Linked DNA regions of Homo sapiens: region 1 is linked to region 2. A link is an interaction called in ENCODE POLR2A ChIA-PET data of the cell type or tissue named here. Cell type or tissue: OCI-LY7. All regions are shown on one strand. Each heading gives the region's core, and the rest is flanking DNA. Links, peaks and the distances in the headings are about the cores only.

Evidence for each region. ChIA-PET counts read pairs that join two places held together with the same protein. Peaks named below come from ENCODE experiments on the same cell type or tissue, not always from the same donor. Only the 100,000 strongest peaks of a DNase experiment are listed, where the experiment ranks them.
Region 1: POLR2A ChIA-PET joins it to region 2 with 8 read pairs; 1 of 35 experiments calls an interaction of 5 or more read pairs at or near these places.

Annotation. Positions count from the first base shown.
Region 1 is chr11:66,094,820-66,106,104 of GRCh38, forward strand. The region is part of intron 1 of PACS1 (phosphofurin acidic cluster sorting protein 1); the gene reads left to right. Among named protein-coding and RNA genes, the nearest start is that of PACS1, 30 kb to the left of the region's middle. RefSeq lists enhancers at 4,695-5,604, 5,515-5,584, 5,605-6,512, 5,685-5,784 and a silencer at 6,155-6,234. In OCI-LY7, for the core only: no CTCF peak of the experiment used is centred there; DNase peaks (open chromatin) are centred at 6,112 and 6,452; H3K4me3 peaks cover 1,840 bases; H3K27ac peaks cover 2,050 bases.
Region 2 is chr11:66,846,550-66,855,108 of GRCh38, forward strand. It overlaps PC (pyruvate carboxylase), which reads right to left. Exons shown (of 23, transcript NM_001040716.2): 13 at 6,690-6,834; 14 at 6,198-6,287; 15 at 5,890-6,111; 16 at 5,241-5,397; 17 at 4,491-4,731; 18 at 4,125-4,374; 19 at 3,671-3,915; 20 at 3,388-3,567; 21 at 3,062-3,310; 22 at 2,681-2,821; 23 at 1,871-2,598. The coding sequence ends at 2,350. RCE1 (Ras converting CAAX endopeptidase 1) reads left to right here. Exons shown (of 8, transcript NM_005133.3): 8 at 1-3. Among named protein-coding and RNA genes, the nearest start is that of LRFN4, 6.2 kb to the right of the region's middle. RefSeq lists enhancers at 3,695-4,274, 4,275-4,853. In OCI-LY7, for the core only: CTCF peaks have their summits at 5,738 and 5,938; DNase peaks (open chromatin) are centred at 5,382 and 5,722; H3K27ac peaks cover 359 bases.

The DNA of each region.
Region 1 (11,285 bases), core at 3,516-8,515, 750 kb before region 2:
CAGCAGCACATCCAAAAGCTTATCCACCATGATCAAGTGGGCTTCATCCCTGGGATGCAAGGCTGGTTCAATATACACAAATCAATAAATGTAATCCAGCATATAAACAGAACCAAAGACAAAAACCACATGATTATCTCAATAGATGCAGAAAAGGCCTTTGACAAAATTCAACAACCCTTCATGCTAAAAACTCTCAATAAATTAGGTATTGATGGGACGTATCTCAAAATAATAAGAGCTATCTATGACAAACCCACAGCCAATATCATACTGAATGGGCAAAAACTGGAAGCATTCCCTTTGAAAACTGGCATAAGACAGGGATGCCCTCTCTCACCACTCCTATTCAACATAGTGTTGGAAGTTCTGGCCAGGGCAATTAGGCAGGAGAAGGAAATAAAGGGTATTCAGTTAGGAAAAGAGGAAGTCAAATTGTCCCTGTTTGCAGATGACATGATTGTATATCTAGAAAACCCCATTGTCTCAGCCCAAAATCTCCTTAAGCTGATAAGCAACTTCAGCAAAGTCTCAGGATACAAAATCAATGTACAAAAATCACAAGCATTCTTACACACCAATAACAGACAAACAGAGAGCCAAATCATGAGTGAACTCCCATTCACAATTGCTTCAAAGAGAATTGTTGTTGTTTTGAGACGGAGACTTACTCTGTTGCCCAGTCTGGAGTGCAGTGATGTGATCTCCACTCACTACGAACTCAATCTCCTGGATTCAAGTGATTCTCCTGCCTCAGCCTCCTGAACAGCAGGGGTTACAGGCACATGCTACCATGCCTGGCTAATTTTTGTATTTTTAGTAGAGACGGAGTTTCACCATGTTGGCCAGGATGGTCTCGAACTCCTGACCTCAAGTGATCCACCCGCCTTGGCCTCCCAAAGTGCTGGGATTACAGGCGTGAGCCACCACGCCCGGCCTCATTATTGCTTTTATTTTTAATCAAAGTTATACATATATTTTAGAGAGTCACGTAGTTTTACAGACTTATTTAGAAAACAATCTTTAGGTATTATCTGGTGAATTCCAGCTGTCGAAAACTGTTTGGCTTTTTCATCAGCACCCACATTTTCCCAATAAGTTTGTAATTTCTTCTTTTTTTTTTTTAAATTTTTGAGATAGAGTCTCACTCTGTTGCCCAGGCTGAAATGCAATGGCGTGATCTGAGTTCACTGCAACCTCCACCTCCCAGGTTGAAGGAATTCTTCTGCCTCAGCCTTCTAAGCAACTGGGATTACAGGCATGCACTACCATGCTCAGCTAATTTTTTTATTTTAGTAGAGACGGGGTTTTGCCAATTGCCCAGGCTGGTCTTGAACTCCTGCCCTCAAGTGAGCCACCATGCCTGGTTTTCTTTTTATCTTTTTCTTTCTTTTTTTTTTTTTTTTTTTTTTTTGATGTAGGGTGTTTCGCTGTGTCACCAAGGCTGGAGTACAGTGATGGCTCACTGCAGCCTTAACTTCCCAAGCTCAAGTGATCCACCTGCCTCAGCCTCCCGAAGTGCTGGAATTAGAGGTGTGAGCCACTGCGCCCAGCTAGTAGTTCATTCTTTTTTATTTCCAAGTATTTCATTGAAACATGATATAATTTGCATATCCATTCTCCTGTTGATGGACATATAGGTTCTTTACAGCTTTTAGCTTTTATGAATAAAGTTGCTATGAATTTTTTTTTTTTTTTTTGAGACGGGAGTTTCACTCTTGTTGCCCAGGCTGGAGTGCAATGGCGTGATCTTGGCTCACTGCAACCTCTGCCTCCCGGGTTCAAGCGATTCTCCTGCCTCAACCTCCCTTGTAGCTGGGATTACAGGCATGCGCCACCATGCCTGGCTAATTTTTTTTATTTTGTGGAGACGGGGTTTCTCCATGTTGGTCAGGCTGGTCTCAAACTCCTGACCTCAGATGATCTGCCCACCTCGGCCTCCCAAAGTGCTGGGATTACAGGCCTGAGCACCGCGCCCAGCCGCTGTGAACATTCTTACACAGGTGTTTTTACAGACATACATTTTCATTTCTCCCTCTCTCTCTCTTTTTTTTTTTTTTAATGTAGAGACAGTCTCGCTTTGTTGCCCATGCCAGTTTTGAACTCCTGGCTTTGTGGAATCCTATTGCCTCACACTCCCAAAGTGCTGGGATTACAGGCATGAGCCACCACGCCCAGCCCCATTTTCATTTCTTTGGGGGTACATATGTTGGAGTGGAATGGTGTGTCTTAGAGTAGGTGTATGTTTAAACTTTGTAAGAAACTGCCAATTTTTTCAAAGTGATTGTATCAGTTTGCATTCCCACTAACTGAGGCAGACAGATTCTGAAGTGGCCCCCATGATAAATACCCCCTGGTATTTATGGCCTAGTAGTCCTGTGCCCTTGGGTGCAGGTGGGACCTGTGATTGACTCCTCACTGATAGAATATGGCAGAGGTGACAGGATGTGTATGGTCATGCATACCTGATTATTCCCAGTCAGATCGTAATGCTCATCTTGTGAGGAGACTCTCTCCCTTGCTGGCTTTGGTGCTGTGTTGTGAGCTGCCTATGGAGACGGCCCTGTGGCAGGGAGCTCAGGGCAGCTTCAAACCCACAGCCAGCAAGAGACTGTGGCCCTCAGTCCAGCAGCCCACAAGGAATTGAGTGTTGCCAACAACCATGTGTGTTTGGAAACAGATCCTATCCCACTCAGTTCTCAGATGAGACCATAGTCTCAGCCAGTACCTTGGTGGCACCTTATAGAGGACCCAGCTAAACTGTGCCTGGGCTTTTGACCTATAGAATCTGTGAGATAATAAACATGCATTAGTTTAAGCTGCTGCTAAGCTTTGCTAGTATTATTATGCTACAGTGGATAACTAATACGAGCAATATAGTTCCTGTTGCCCTGTATCTCCACCGACATTTAGTGCCTGTCTTTTAGATTTTAGCCATGTTAGTGGGCATGAAATGGAAACTCTGAGGCTTTAATTTGCATTTCCCTAATGACATTGAATACCTGCTAATTGGACATTTGGATACCTTCTTTTGCGAAGTATCTGTTCAAGTCTTTTTCTTATTTTAAAAATAGGTAGGTTGGGCATGGTGGTTTACACCTGTAATCCCGGCACTTTGGGGGCCAAGGTGGGTGGATCGCCTGAGCTCAGGAGTTTGAGACCACCCTGGCAACATGGTGAAACCTCGTCTCTACTAAGATACAAAAAATTAGCTGGGCATGGTGGTGGGCGCCTGTAGTCCCAGCTACTCAGGAGGCTGAGGCGCAAGAATCACTTGAGCTCGGGAGATGGAAGTTTCAGTGAGCCCAGATCATGCCACCACACTCCAGCTTGGGCTACAGAGTGAGATTCCGTCTCAAAAATAATAAAAATAATAAGAGTAAGAATAATCAATATGTTTGTCTTTTTATAATTTATTTGTAGAAGTTCTTTATATATGACGGGTTAAGTTCTTTATCAGATGTGTGTGTGTGTGTCTCTGCATGAATGTGTGTTGTATGTTTGTGTGTGTATCTGATAGAGTTTTCTTCTAGTCTGTGATGGGGAGGAACTTGCACATTCCTCTCACCTCATGCAGATTTCCAAACTGTTCACGTTTTACTGCATTTACTCTATTGTACTATTTCTCTCTCTAAATCAGTTTTTTCTGGGTCATTTGAGACCATGTTATGCACATGCTATCCTAGCACCCTTAAATATTTCAGTGTTTATTTTCCGCCAGTTAAGGGCACTCCCAAATAACCACTACATACTCCTTTAAGTCAGACAATTTGCAGTGATAAAACCCTATTGTCCAATCTATTGACCCCATTCACAGTTTGCTGCCCCAACTATATCTCATTTCTGTTTTGTCCCAGAATCCCAGGGAGGAGTGTGCATTGCACCTAGCTGTCAGCGTCTCTTCACACCCTCCAGTCTGGGATCATCCTTTGTCATCCCGGTTGTTCTTGTCCACAACCGTTAGATATCCTGTAGGGTGATTGGCAAGGCGGATCTTATAGTATTTCCTTATGACCAAATTCAGGTCATGATTTCTTGGCAAAAGTATCACAAAAATGATGCTGTAATAGTCTCAGCACATCACATCAAGGGGCACATTCTGTTAACCAGCCCTGTTACTGCTGTTGTTGGCCCTCATCACCTGCTCATGTTGGTGTCTTCCAGGTATCTCTGTTTTTCTTACTGTAATGCCATTGTTTTTCTTTTCTTTTCCTTTTCTTTTTTCCCTTTTCCCTTCCCTTTTCAATGGAGTCTCACTCTGTAGCCCAAGCTGGAATGCAGTGGCACAATCTCAGCTCACTGCAACCTCCGCCTCCAGGGCTCAAGCAGTTCTCCTGCCTCAGCCTCCAAAGTAGCTGGTACTACAGGTGCATGACACCACACCGGGCTAATAGTTATTGATTTATTTATTTATTTATTTTTGAGACAGAGTGTCGCTCTGTCGCCCAGGCTGCAGTGCATTGGCACAATCTCTGGTCACTACAAGCTCCGCCTCCCAGGTTCACTCCATTCTCCTGCCTCAGCCTCCCGAGTAGCTGGGACTACAGGCGCCCACCACCACACTCGGCTAATTTTTTTGTATTTTTAGTAGAGATGGGGTTTCACTGTGTTAGCCAGGATGTTCTCAATCTCCTGACCTCGTGATCCACCCTCCTCGGCCTCCCAAAGTGCTGGGAGTACAGGCATAAGCCACCGTGCCCAGCCTATCACTTTCTATATCATTTTCTTTTTTGGGGGGGTTTTGAGGGCAGGGTCTGGCTCTGTCTCCTAGGCTGGAGTACAGTCGCTCGATATCAGCTCACTGCAACCTCCGCCTCCTGGGCTCAAGTCATCCTCCCACCTCAGCCTCCCGAGTAGCTGGGACCACAGACATGTGCCACCATACCCAGCTAATTTTTGTATTTTTTGTAGAGTTGGGATTTTGCCATGTTATTCAGGCTGGTCTTGAACTCCTGAGCTCAAGTGGTCTACCCACCTTGGCCTCCCAAAATGCTGGGATTATAGGCATGAGCCACCATGCCTGGCCTATATCTGTTTTTGTTTTTTGAGATGGAATTTTGCTCTTGTTGCCCAGGCTGGAGTGCAATGGCGCAATCTCGGTTCACCACAACCTTGGCTTGCTGCAACCTCGGCTCACTGCAACCTCCGCCTCCTGGGTTCAAGCAGTTCTCCTCCCTCAGCCCCCTGAGTAGCTGGGATTACAGACATCCGCCAGCACACCCAGCTAATTTTGTATTTTTAGTAGAGACGTGGTCTCGCCATGTTGGTCAGGCTGGTCTCGAACTCCTGACCTCAGGTGATCTGCCCGCCTCGGCCTCCCAAAGTGCTGGGATTACAGGCGTGGGCCACCACGCCTGCCTTTTTCTTTATATATCTTAAAAACCATGTATTCAGACTGATCTCTTAAATTCCAATGTAACATTTTAGGGTTCTCTCCAGCCTAAGCCCTTTGCATGTTTGTAAGTACCTCTTCCAAGAGGTACTTGGAAGAAACCTGGCTTTCACTATTCTCAGTATATTTACTTATTTGCTCCTTGTAACTGGTCTTTCACCTACCCTGACCTTGCCTTCTGTCTACCACATCTGCACGTGCCCTCACACCCCTGCCTCAGCACCCTGCGTCCTTGAGCACTAGTAGGTGGAAGCAGGAAAACAGACGTGTAAACTTCATAACAGTGACTCATAAGACAATAGAGGTGGAAAGCGAGAAGCCGATTTACTCTGCAAAATCATAAGTAGTATTTGTTCCATTATCTACTGTTGTGTAAAAAAGTCTCTCCAAAAGTTATCACTTAAAATAAGGGAAGAACTATTTTGCATACAAACTGCACTTTGGGCAGAGTTCAGCAATAATACTCAATTCTCTCTGCGGCACTCAAGTGAGGTGGGCTGGTTCAAAGTTGGAGCATCCAGGGGCGGAGGCTAGAATCTTGTGCAGTCTCCCTCACCGTGTGATGTCTGGCAGCTGATGCCAGCTATTAGCTGGGACCTCCATGAGAACTGTGGCTGGAACACCTGTTATGGCCTTTCCACGTGGCTGCTTGGCTTCCTCACGGTACGGTGGCTGGGTTCCAAGGGCAGGCATCACACAAGCAAGAGCGAGCTGGCGGAAGCCTCAGTGCCTGTCCTCCTCCAGCGTGGAGAGTCACATGGCCTCATTTCTACTGCATTCTGCTGGTTAGAAGGAAGTCACTAAAGCCAGCCATATTCAGGGGGAGGGTAATTTGTTTCCACTTTTTCATGAGAGGACTGTTAAAGAATTTATAGATATGTTTTAAGACTGGCACAGAATTTAAAAATATACTATTTTCTGGAAGAATGGAAGATTCATTTGTACAGTTGCATTCGTTCAGTATTTTTAATTCATTTTTTTTAAAAGTTTTAAACACTTACATCTACTGGTATATAGGTATGCTTGCCCCATTTCCTTTTCTTTTCACTTTCTCTTTTTACAGAACCCTGCTGCAAGCTAACTCATGTATGCGTCCGTTCATGCTTTTGTTCATTCTTGTGTGATACAGAAATGTATATACACATACATACAGTGGGTTGGGAATCTTGTTTTTAAAAAATAGAATCACATTGAAACTAATTTTTGCATCCTGTTTTTCTGAACACCTTGGAGAAATCCCTATAAATCAAGAGGTTTCATTCTAATTTGTTCTTTTTAGATGCTGCACATACTCTGTTTTCTGATTTGGTTATTTGATCATGACGGGGTAGGAATAGAGAGGGACAGGCTTCAAAGAAAGGGTAGTCAGGAAAGAGAAAGAGGAGGAGTGCTAGGTATTCCTGGGGTCTTCAACCTGATGTGTCATCGAAGTGGGTGGGAAGTTGGGAAAATGGTGGTGGGGAGGTGTGTTGGTTGGTTTTAGCGGGGAAATGAGTATTTTTTTATATGCACTAAAATTACCTACCAGGCAGTTGAATACATAGGAGCAGGGAGTGAGTCCAAGGATAGGACTGGAGTTGATAGACAAAGCTATAAAGGGAGACGGTTACTGGGGGGAGAGCTCTGTCTCGCTTAGCATCACTTGCTGTTAGTGGTGGGCCCAGACAGTGACTGAAATATTTTCATTCCAGACCAGGGTCCAGTGTATTTATACTTGATGCATTAAGTTCTGATCTTTAAAAAGCTGCCAGTTTTTTAGAAGGAGAGTTTTTATTTTCATTTTATATGGTGTGGGCTGAAGGAATCTTTTGCTAAATATAACAATGTGAGTTTGCTAGTCTTTCTGAGGCATTGAAGGCATTTAAAATTTGAAACCAGAGCTACCTGATGGGAACATCCTTGATCTCTTCTCCAAGTCAAACCAACCTAGGCCACGTGTAATAATTAGTTCAATTGAATGGCTGAAGAAGGATTTATTTGCCCCTTTTATGTTACAGAGGAGATCCACAGTACAGCTAGAAAAGGGATGCAGAATGAACAGGACAGACACGTGATTCTGACCCTGATAACCACTCTGCATCCATCGGATTTACTATTATTATTATTATTATTATTATTTTATTTTTTATTTTGAGACGGGTCTCACTCTCTCACCCAGGCTGGAGGGCAGTGGTGCGATCTCGGCTCACTGCAACCTCCGCCTCCCAGGTTCAAGCGAGTCTCCTGTCTCAGCCTCCCAAGCAGCTGGGACTACAGGTGCATACCACCACGCCAGGCTAATTTTTCTGTTTTTAGTACAGAAGGGGTTTCACCATGTTGGCCAGGCTGGTCTGGGATTCCTGACCTCAAGTGATCTGTCTACCTTGGCCTCCTAAAATGCTGAGATTACAGGCCTGAATCACTGTGCCCAGCCAAGTTTACTATTATTATTAAAAATACTGGTGGCCTTGAAATCAGTGTAAAATAATAATGTCATCTTTTTAGGAATAAAAATACTGCTCTCCCCATGCCCCACTGGCTGTAGGAAAATTGAGGGAAATGGTTGTTATTTTCTCTTTGTAGGTTGGATTACTGAACCTCGGAGTGAGATGACCTGTGAGTTTTATTTATTTTTATTTATTTCATTTTATTTATTTTGGAGACAGATCTTACTCTGTGTCCCAGGCTGGAGTACAGTGGCACGATCTCAGCTCACTGCAACCTCCACCTCCCAGGTTCAAGCCATTCTCCTGCCTCAGCTTCCCGAGTAGCTGGGATTAAAGGCACGTGCCACCACGCCCAGCTAATTTTTGTATTTTTAGTAGAGAATGGGTTTTACCATGTTGGCCAGGCTGCTCTGGAACTCCTGACCTGAAGTGATCCATCTGCCTTGGCCTCTGAAAGTGCTGGGATTACAGGCATGAGCCACCAAGCCTGGCCAACCTGTGAGTTTTATATAAATGGCACAGTTGAAATGATAAACGTCCTTAAGATTTAATTTTGATTAGGGGAAGTGAGTGAAAGGTATTCCTCTTGTTGGTTTTCCCTGTATTCTGTTTGGTTTGGTCTTTTTTCAGATAAGTTCAACAGTGGGGTGTCAATTATATGTAAAGTACATGGAGAAAGCTGCAAGGATGTGGGTGGCTCAGGCCTGTCCTTAGAGAGCTCCCCATCTTGGTATCTACAGCTCACTGCAAGACAGAGCAGATTGAAATAAGTAACAACTAGAGTTACATGTGGGGTAATTTAGGAGAAAAGGGCATTAGTCCCTTTGGAATCTGGCATTTGACCTGGAATTTTTCTTTTCAGTTTTTTGTTTGGAATTTTTTTTTTTTTTTTTTTTTTTTTTTGAGGCGGAATCTGGGGCTGGAGTGCAGTGGCACAATCTCATCTCACTGCAGCCTCCACCTCCTGAGTTCAAGTGTTTCTCTTACCTCAGCCTCCCCAGTAGCTGGGATTACAGGTGTGCACCACCACGCCCAGCTGATTTTTGTATTTTTTTTAGTGGAGACGGGGTTTCACCATGTTGGCCAGGCTGGTCTCAAACTCTTGACTTCAAGTGATCCATCCGCTTCAGCCTCCCAAAGTGCTGGGATTACAGGCATGAGCCAGTGTGCCCAGCTGGAAAATTTTTTAAATATACAAAAATAGAGAAAGGTGTGTGATGAATCCCTGTGTACTCACCACCCTGCTTTATTATCAGCTCAGGGGCAGTGCTGTTTTATCTGTGCCCCCATCCCCTCCCCCCACTCCCACCCCCAGATTATCTTGAAGCAAATCCCAGTCATCATCACATTTCTTTTGTAATAATTTCAATATGTATCTTCAAAAGATAGGGACACTTTAAAAAATACATAACCACAATACCATTATCTCTCCTAAAATAATAGTAAGTCCTTAATTTTATCTGATTTGCAGTCACTTTAGTTGGAATTTACAAAGAGAAGATTTTAATAGATGGTGAATGGGAGGAAGGGAATTCAGATAGAGGGAATAACACATGGAAAATCAGGGACCGTGTGTAAGTGAAAGGTAATAAAAGTCTGATTTAGGGCTGTGGCATTGGGCGGAAAGGAAATTGCAAATGTCAGTCACGGCAGAGGTAAACTTAATGGAATTTTCCAGTTGAGGACAGCACGTGTGTCTTCCTTCTATTTCTGGTTAATAGTAGTCATTTTGAACCCTATAGAACAGGGTTGACAAACCATGGTTTGTAGCCCAAATCCTGTTCTCAGTCTGTGTTTGTAAATAAAGTTTTACTGGAATACAACCACACCCATTTGTTGATGTATTGTTGTGTATGGCTGCTTTCATGAACCCCACAATGGGCAGAGTCAAGCAGTTGCAGCAGAGACTCTATGAACTGTAAAACCCCAAATACTTACTACTATCTGGCCCTTTATAGAAAAAGTTTGCCAACCTCTGATCTAGAAGAAACTGGGCCCTGGATTTAGTGCTTGCTCTCAGAGGAGTTGAGTAGAGTATATGGATTAGAAACAGCCATGTCTTTGTGATATACAGGGGTATACAGGAGTCAGAAACAGTGGATTTTGTTTTGCTCTGTCTTTATCATTCATTTTATAGCCTGAGAAAGTAAGTCTAAGAATCTTTCTGCCTCTGTTTATTATTTGATTTTATATTGTGAACTAAGCTCTGTGAAATCAGAGGTTTTTGTCTTTTCCTCACTACTCTATTGGCAGGGCCTGGATCAGTGCCAGACATTTAGTAGGCATTCAGTAAGTAATTGTTGAATAAGTAAGCAAATATTTTAGTCTTTTTGCTTCTCTTCTGTATTACACACATTTGGAGTTTCTTGGGGGAACAAGGATGATATATTTGTAGGTGGCAATTATGTTACTATGTAAATCTGTTATAATTTTTCCCAAAAGTTCAGAAAATTGTTTCATTAGTACAATGGAGTATTAAGCAGCAGTTAAAACTAGTAATTATGGGCTGGGCACGGTGGCTCACTCCTGTAATCCCAACACTTTGGGAGGCCGAGGCGGGCAGATCACCTGAGGTAGGGAGTTTGAGATCAGCCTTACCAACATGGAGAAACCCCATCTCTACTAAAAATACAAAATTAGCCAGGCGAGGTGGTGCATGCCCATAATCCCAGCTACTCCAGAGGCTGAGGAGGGAAAATCGCTTGAACCGGGGAGGCAGAGGTTGCAGTGAGCTGAGACTGCGCCATTGCACTCCATCCTGGGCAACAAGAGTGAAACTCTGTTTCAAAACAAACAAACAAACTGGTAATTATGATAACTATAGAAATGAGGAGAAATGTTTATGGTAGGTCAAAATCGTAGGCACACTGCCTCCCTAAAATATGAATGAATATGGACAAAGACTGGAAGATAATGTGAAAATGAAATCATTTTAAGACAGTGGAATTTTTGGTGGTTTTTCTCTCCAAAATTTTCTTTAATACTATTGCTTACTCATCTTTTCAGAAATGATTTTAAATATGTATAAACTTTCCATGCCCTTCCCTGCACTATGTACAGAAATAGAATCTTTAATGTGGATCACAAATAACACAATAATCAGAAATTAGAGATGGTGTTGAATCTCAGCATTGGTAATGAGAATAGGCTTTATGGATAGATATTCCACTTTATCCTGAGATACACAGCTACAGTATACTTTCTGGGAGGAGTATGCCTATAAGCATCCTTGGCTGGAACCTGAATTGGGTTTACAAGCTTACATTTAGATAAAAGCCTTTTTATTTGAGATGAAACCCATACAGGCAGGGTAGAAAGGAGTGGCCTGGGTGAGAATGTCTAATGTTTGGGTTTTCTCAAAGCGTCATTCCTCCTTTCCTCTTATTCTGGCTAGCTTTTCCACAGTGTCATGTAAAGAGGCAGCATTTTCTAGAAGATGCAAGTCATTTGAAGTAGTCATTTGGTTT
Region 2 (8,559 bases), core at 3,460-8,459:
CGGTCTATTTGGGATCTTGTGTGAAGACTCTAGGCAGCTCTTGGGAGTGTGCCCACCACCTGTCCCAGCTACCTTGAACACTGACATCTGGGCGGTGCATCCAGGCGGGTAGTTCCCTGGAGTACAGGATGGGCTGGGAGCTCTGGTTGCTGGGAGCCTGTGGCTTCCTCCTTCCTGAACCATGCCCCAAAGTCCTAGTGTGGTTGGCTCTGAGACTGCAGGTACCAGGTGTGAGCCCAGCTCATCCTGGGGCCTGTGCCTTGGCTGACGGGTCAGGGAGTGGGAACCATGGCCCTGGCCCTGACCTCAGCGATGGAGCCTCCGACGTATCTCCTCTGAGGGGAAGATGACTGGCCTGAAGCCTCTGCCAGGACCTCCACAGTCTGCCAGTCTTGTTTTTCACAAGAGGAAATAGGTCCCTGAGTCACCATAAGTAGAGGCTTTTCTGGTTCTCTCCACCTCTGACCTCTGCCCCAGAGGAACCCAGAACACAGGCTGCAGCCCTGAGGGCAGCAGGGACTTTGCCAAGCAACACAGTGACTCCAGGGTCCTTCTCGGCACCTGCAAGTGTTCTGCCTGCTCTCCATCATTTTTGGAAGGGCTCTCGTTTCCCTGCCTGTGCTCTTTTAAAATTAGATTCCTGAAAGAGTATTAGCCCTGGATTACTTGAGGTCAGGAGTCCGAGACCAGCCTGACCAACATGGTGAAACCCGTCTCTACTAAAAATACAAAAAATTAGCCGGGCATAGGCGGGGCGTGGTGGCAGGAGGCTAAGGCAGGACAATCACTTGAACCTGGGAGGCACAGATTCCAGTGAGCCAAAATCACACTACTGTACTCCAGCCTGGGTGACAGAGCGAGACTCCATCTCCGGGGTGGGGGGCAGGGGGGGCGGGGGAGGGAAGAAAGCCCTTTAGGTCCCATTCCCCAATCAAGGAGGTTGTCCCAAGGTCCCTTCTCTGAGGCTGGCCACTGAGGGAAAAAGGATGTGCGGTCACTCCCCCACGATGCCTGCAGGCTGGCCATGACAACGACATCCACCCGGATGGAAGGGGCAGCATCGCAGTCATCTGCCTCCTGGGGTACATCTAGGACATGGCGGTCCAGAAAGGAAGAGGCTCAAGCCCACTGTGAGTTGCCCATCCCAGAGGTTGGACTGGCTCTGGGAGCACTGGGCAGAGGCCTGCTGGGTGCTTCCCATCCAGAGGCTGATTTCCTGCATCGGCCTCCCCACACCCACCCCTCCATCTCAGGAACTGCCCAGCCTCCTGCTCCCTTCACCATCCTCTCCCTACCTGTGGGCAGGTGGGCAGGAGGGCAGTGGTGCAGGCAGGGTTACTGTCCCCACTGCAGGAAAGGGAACTGAGCAGGAGTCTGGAGGGGTGGTCATGGGGAGTGGCAGGGTTAGAACCTGAGACCCTGGACCCGGTGCTCCCCCTCACCTCCCACCAACATTCTCACATCCAGAGCACACACAAGACTCCCGGATCACCATTCCCGAGGGTCTTACCCACTGCCCACAAGGTGGTACCTGCTTGCATTTACCTGCTAACTGAGGTGGGACGCTGGCCTTGGGTTTTAGAAAATAAAGCAGCGGGGTTGGGAGGCGAGTCTGCCAACGGCCTGGGTTTCATCTCTCTCTCTTACTACTTGTGAAGTCCTGGACAAATTATTTAATCTTCCTGTGACTTGATTTCTGTGTCCATAAGAGGATGAAGGTTAATTCCCTGTGTTAATAGGTGTTAAATACTTAGAACAGGCCCCACCCCTCAAGCAAGTTCAGTACTACTAGTCCTGTTTGGGGAGTATACACAGTAGGCACCCAATAGTGACTTAAAACAGGGCCACGATGGTCATTCTCACTACCCTCTGAGGAGAACGACACAACTGACCTGCCCACCCATGGGGAGCTTGAAAGGCAGCCCCCCACTGCTGAGTGGTGCAGGCTGGGGGCTGCACAGGATCCAGCATGGAGGGCAGGGGAAAGCCAGCTTTATTGAGTAAACTTCCCAGGACCTGGGACATCTTAGATCTCCCCTTCCCCCAGGAGATAGGACCCCTAAACCTCCCCTGGGTCCTAGGACCACCTGACCCACCACTTGTAGTCTCCAGTGAGGAGGGGACCCTTATTTGGCAAGAGATGAACATGTAAGCAGCTGTCCGCCGGAGGAAAGGACGATGGCTGAAAGGAATGAACCACCGCAGGCGGTGTCTCTCCTGTCCAGCTGTGGACAGGACCTCCACGGCCCGGCCTTCCTGGCCTCGGGCACTGGCTGGCCTGGGCCTGCCGTGGCAGCACAGCTTCTGTTGAAGGCTTGGGGATGGCCAGGCTGCCGGTCTGGGGCAAGATCACTCGATCTCCAGGATGAGGTCGTCACCTTCCAGTGTCATGTCCTTGGTCACATGAACCTTGCGGACAGTACCCTCCATGGGTGAGGTCACCACAGTCTCCATCTTCATGGCACTGAGCACACACAGGGGCTGGCCCTTGGCCACCTTGGCCCCTGCCACCACTTTGATGTCTATCACCTTCCCAGGCATGGGCGCCCCGATCTGGCCCTTCACGTCCTTTAGGGCCTTGGGGTGGAAGTGCATCTCCTGAAGACACAGGGCAGAGGGGACATGACATCCTGGGCCCAGCCAAGCCCCACCGCCTGGCTGGCCCTGGGGGAGACAATACCTTCATGGCCTGGGTGTCCTTGACCAAGATGGACCGCAGCTGCCCATTGAGCTCAAAGAAGACCTGCCTCTGGCCGGCCCGGTTCAGGTCGCTCACGGCCAGGGCTTTGATGTGCAGCGTCTTGCCCCGCTCCAGCTCCACCTGCAGGGAGGGTGTGCAGACTCAGAGCTGGACGCCAAGGTGGGAGAGCAGTCCCCCGGCCCTGGCCATAGGAAGTCCCCACACTGGGCCTTGGCTCCTCGTTCCTAAAGGCCTAGCTCCCGGTCTCAAGGGTCCTTTCTGCTCCCAAAGCTTGCGAGGCTGGGTGACAGCCAAGCTAAACTCCAGAGCTCTGGGGCAGGGGGCCAGGGTGGAGTGTGGAGAAGCGCCAGAGCCACTGACCTCAAACTCCTCTGCGATCTTGGGTCCCTGCAGGAAGAGGCGAGTATTCAGGCTATCCAGGGGGCCAAAGGTGGCAGTGAAGTCCTTGAAGTGGGCAAACACATCGGGGTACATAGCTGCTGAGAGCACATCTTCCGGCGTCACCTCCTCCCCATGCCGGTCTACCAGCTCCTTCTCCAGTGCCTGCAGATCCAGGGGAGGGAGGGAGGCTCCAGGCCGCCCCTCCACCCTTGGCAGGTCCTTCAGTACCTGGGGAGCAAAGCAGAGGATCAGTCCCAAGTCCTGCATCCAGCCCCCACCCTCACACCATGCTGGGCCTTCCCTACCTTAGAGCGAAAGGGTTCGGGGAACCCCCCATGGGGGACACCGATGTAGCCCTGCAGGAACTCCACCACGGAGCGGGGAAAGGACAGCTCTTCCGCCTGAGCTTCGGCCTCTGCCCGGCTCAATCCATTCTGCACCATAAACTGGGCCAGGTCCCCCACGATCTTGGAGGAGGGCGTCACCTGAGGAGAAGGCCCTGGAGGTTAGGGTGCCAGGCACCTCAAGGAGGCCAGTGGCAGGTGCATGCAGGGCTGGGTCAGGTAAGGAGCACCGGGCCGGGCTCACCTTGATGAGATCGCCCAGCATCTGGTTGGCCTCCACATAGGCCTTCTTGACCTCCTTGAACTTGGAGCCAAGCCCCATGCTGTGGGCCTGGAAGTGCAGGTTGGTGTACTGGCCCCCTGGGATCTCATTTTCATACACGTCCGAGTTGCCAGACTTCATGGTGGCCGTGCAGTCGAAGGCCGCGTACAGTCCCCGAGCCCCCTCCCAGTACTCACTGTAGTCAAACACGCGCTCCATGGGCACCTCTGCAGGGAGGCCAGAGTCAGAGGAGGCCTTAGAAATGTGTGACTCTTCCAGGACCCAGGGCTAGCTCAGGTCCCATGTCTGACTCAGGTGACAGAAGGCGGCAAGGCCAGAGCAGGGCATCTGGATCCTAGGCAGGTCCAACACTACTGGGACTGGTGGTGGCTGCGGCTTTGAGAGGGGTGTGGCCACGGGCTGCTGTTCTTCCTACCTGTGTCCAGGGGAGTCCCTCTGGTACAGGCCACCAGGGCCCCCATGCTGGGCTGTGAAGTCATCCCAGACATGGAATCAGCTGCCACATCCACCACATCAGCTCCAGCCTGGGCACAGGCCAGCATGGCTGCCACGCCTGCCCCTGACGTGTCGTGGGTGTGGATGTGCAGTGGGAGGTCGGGGAAGCGGTCCCGGAGGGAGCTGACCAGCATGGTGCAGGCCGTGGGCTTCAGCAGCCCGGCCATGTCCTGGGGGAAGTGGGAGAGAGAGAGAGAGAGATGGTAGAGAGGGCAGGATGTGTGCCTGTGGGTGGCGGGGACATGGCCGGGGCAGAGAGGGAGGGACGGACAAGTGGCCCAGGCACCTTGATGCACAGGATGTGGGTGCCAGCTCGCACCAGCTCTTCGGCCAAGCCCATGTAGTACTGCAGTGAGTACTTGGTGCGGCTGGGGTCGGCCACGTCGCCCGTGTATGAGATGGCAGCCTCCACCACGCCTCCGGCACTTCCTGCCGCCTCCATGCCCAGCAGCATGTTGGGCAAGTAGTTGAGGGAGTCAAACACACGGAAGACATCCATGCCATTCTCTTTGGCCACTTCACAGAACCTGCAAGGGTGAGAGAGCCCAGGGCTGAGCCCCACCCCACCTCCCTCTGAACAGTCTTCCCTGGCTCCTTCCTGACCCACTCTATGGCCCCTGGGGAATGAGATCTGAGGGTCTCGCCTGGCAGGGGGTGTGGCATCCACAGGCGGGGGGTGGCCACACAAGTGTGGACCAGGCCCTGGAGGATCAGCTAGGCCAGTGGCAGGCTGTGGAAGAGGGTACTGAGCAAGGAGTCTTGAGGCCTGGGTTCCAATCCCAGCCCTGCACCGAGTGACCCAGGCAAGTCTCAGACCTTCCACTGCCCCAGGAGTGAGGGAGTGATTTAGAAGCCTGTCTGGTTCTGCAACTCCAATTTTACACTTCTCGATATTTCCAAACAGCAGCCCCTGCTGCGTGTGGCCACAGAGAGACTTGGTGTCAGGCTGACCGTGGAGAACAGAGGCCATCACGACATGGCTCGGTACCCTCTGGGCCACACCAGGTAGCGTCTGCCCACCCCACCCCAGGCTCACTTGAAGACCACGTTGTCTGGGTAGTTGGTGTAGCCCACAGCATTGGCCCCCCGCAGCAGCATCTGGAAAGGGATGTTGGGGATGAGCTCCCGGAGCTCCTGCAGCCGCCGCCAGGGGCACTCATACAGGAAGCGCATGGCGACGTCAAACGTGGCTCCTGCACAGGAACCGAGAGGCCCAGATCAGCTCTGCATGCCTGGGGAACTCCACCAGGCCTTGGAGCTAGCTCTGCAGCACAAGCCTCTGGCCCCAATACCAGGTCCTGCTCATCTTCGCCATACCTGTGTTCCCTGCTCCAACCCCCACAGATTTTTCCCTTGTCTGATCTCTAAGGGGGAGACCAGGCTCATTTGTGTCCCTTCTATGCCCCCTTTATAATCCCATCTTCTCCTCTACCTCTCTGTGCTATAATTAACAGGCAGGTGTCTCCTCCTGACCCTGGACCTCCCAGGATGCACCTGGTCTCAGCTCTGCAACCTCGTGCCGGCACCAGGCCTGGCCGGAGAGGGCGCTGTGCCTTCTTCGGTCCTTCCTCTTTGGTGTTCTTCGTGTCAGCGTCTCTAGCTTGTCCCCAGTGGCCTAAGCCTGTGGGACTGGCCACAGAGCGGGCGCCCATTCCTACCAGGCGCTGCGCAGCATGCCAGCCTACCTCCCCAGTTCTCCATGCTGAAGAGCTTGCTGAAGTTGTGGGCAACATAGGGGGCGATCTTTTTGAGATCGTGGGTGCGCACACGAGTGGCCAGCAGTGACTGGTGGGCGTCCCTGAAGGTCGTGTCCATCAGCAGCAGCCCCGGGTGGTTCCGCACAGCTCGAGCAAAGCCCTCAGGCCCCTCTCGCAGCAGGATGTCTCTGAAACCAGCCGGGGGCGGGCCTAGGGTAGACAGGGGCATTGGTGCCCATCCTGCAGGTGGCAACCTCCTGTCTCCCCCATGAGTTGACAGAATGGATCTCACCTACCTATGGGCACTGCAGGGACAACGGGGTCCGTGGGGCTGGGGCTGGCCTTGACGGGAATCGGGGTGGTTGGACCGTTTACCATGACATGGCCTGGGGAGAAAGCGGGCAGTGGGTCAGGGTGGGCTGGGCAGAGGCTGAGTCGAGGGCAGCAGTGAGAGTGGCTGGGCTCAGGGACAGGGACACATCCCTCCAGGATCCCCGGGCTTCCAGCTGGCCCCTGTCCTCTCCAAAGCCAGGGCCTCCTGGGTACAGGCAGTGGGGACGTCTTGAGGACCACGTGGATGGAAAGGTGGGGTCTCTCAGATCAGAAGCAAGGAGAGCAGTGAATGGCAGGGTGCAGGACAAGAGGACGCAGGGCCAGAATGAGGGCAGGGGTGAGGGGCAGGGGGCACTAAGGAGTTCTTTGGTCATGGGGAGTGGCAAGGAGGTAGGAGCAAGAGATTGGAGAGCGGAGGGGAGGGGAGGGCAGGGCAGGGCAGTCTCGGGCCAGACCGAGGTAGTGCAACAGCTTTTGGGCCCGGTTCTGTGCAGGCCGCAGCTGGAACAGCTCTGGGTTCTCGTCGATGAACTGGGTGTCCACAGTGCCTGCCAGGAACTGCTGGTTGTTGAGCACATTCTGCAGGAAGGCGATGTTGGTCTGCAGGACAGAGGCGGGTGGGAGGGGGTCACCATGCAGCACAGACAGGGAAGGCAGAGGAGAAAAGGCTGAAAGAGAAAAGGCTGAAGATGCTGCCCTGGGCCAGCACAGCTTCTGGGCCTCCCTGCAGAGGGGCACTTCCCCGTCCCTCAGCCCTCTCCTCACTCCAGCAGAGCCCCCTAAGCTGTCACGGGCTGGGCCTGCTCCCTCCATACTTGTTTACACCAAAGCATGTGCTGAAGGCCACCCTTCCTGCCTCCCCGCAGCCTAGAACAGGGCTCAGCCTTTTTCTCCAGCAGCGTGGCCCACAGCAGTCACCCTTGCCCCTCGTCCACGCTTCTCGAAAGAGGGCCTTGACCGCAACAGACCACACTCTGGCACTCTAAGTCACTCCTCCCAGCTGAGTCCAGCGGGCATGCTCCCGCCTTGCTGCTCGTTCCCTGGGCTTCCAAGCCATCTTGCTCTCCTGTCCTCTTCCTCCCCAGCTCCTCACACACCACATGCTCCCCAGGAGGCCCCGTCCCGGGGCTGTGGCGCCAGTGACAGGCTCTGCCTCCAGGGCAAGACCCAGAGGTGCAACTGCCTCCCGGGCCTTTCCTTGTTCACCCCTCGCATAAGTTCAGCAAGTCCACGGCCAGCTTCCTGCCTATGCACCCAGTCCTCCTGTGCCCAGTGGGTGCCCCACTGTCCCCCCAGTTACCAAAACCTGCATCCCATCACCCTCATCACCCACTCCTCCCATGCCACTGGTCAAGCCAGAGGATTCGACCACGGCCATTTTGGGACCTTGTGACCTCTTCTCCATCTCCAGGCCACACCCTCCACCGCCTTCCTCATTGTGGCCACCTCCAGCCACATCAAACTTGCCTTGCGCTCCACACCTTTGCACCTGCCTGGGAAGCTCTCCCTGAACTTCTCAAGGGCCTTCGCCCTGTCCTCACACCCTCGGCAGAGCTGACACTCACCTTTCCAGCAGTCCCCTGAGGAACCCGCTGTGGGCAAGCACACCCATCGGCTTCATCCTCTGCTTGTCTGCCTGGGAACCCTTGGGGGCAGGGTGCTGCCTGAGGCATGTGTCAGTGCACTTTGTGCACAGGGGCCCTCGGTTCCACTCATTAAATGCCTGGGTGACAACATGAGGCTGGGCCAGGGTGAGTATGACTTAAACGGGGACATGCGAGCCAGCACTGTGACAGGTGCTCCAAGACCTGTGAAAGCATGGCCTGTGGCTGTGTAGCGACAGCCCTGGCTTCCACCGCGAAGAAAACACCTCCACGCGTCACTTATTCATGATCCCTGTCGGCACCTTCAACAGGGACTCAAGGCCACCCAGACTCCTCTGAGCTCTCCGTCTCTTAGGCTCCTATTACCTGGAGGCCTGGACAGGAAGGGTGCCTCCCCCACCAGCCTGTCAGGTGCTCACCACAGAGTGGGACCCCGCCAGCAGTGCTGTGCCTGTCTGCCCCTGAGCCTCGCCCCTGCCTCTCCTGAAGAGATGCTGACATTTCAGCTGGGCCAAGGCATGGCACTGGAGAAGGGAGGCAGCTAATGAAACCATCCAAAGAGCCCCGAGCGCGCAGAGTGAGAAGGACCCTTGGAGGCCTTCGCCCTGTCCTCACACCCTCGGCAGAGCTGATGCTCACCTTTCCAGCAGGCCGCTGAGGAACCTGCACGGGCAGGGCTGAGCGCAGACCCACACTGTTGCTGGGACCCTTGTGTTCACAG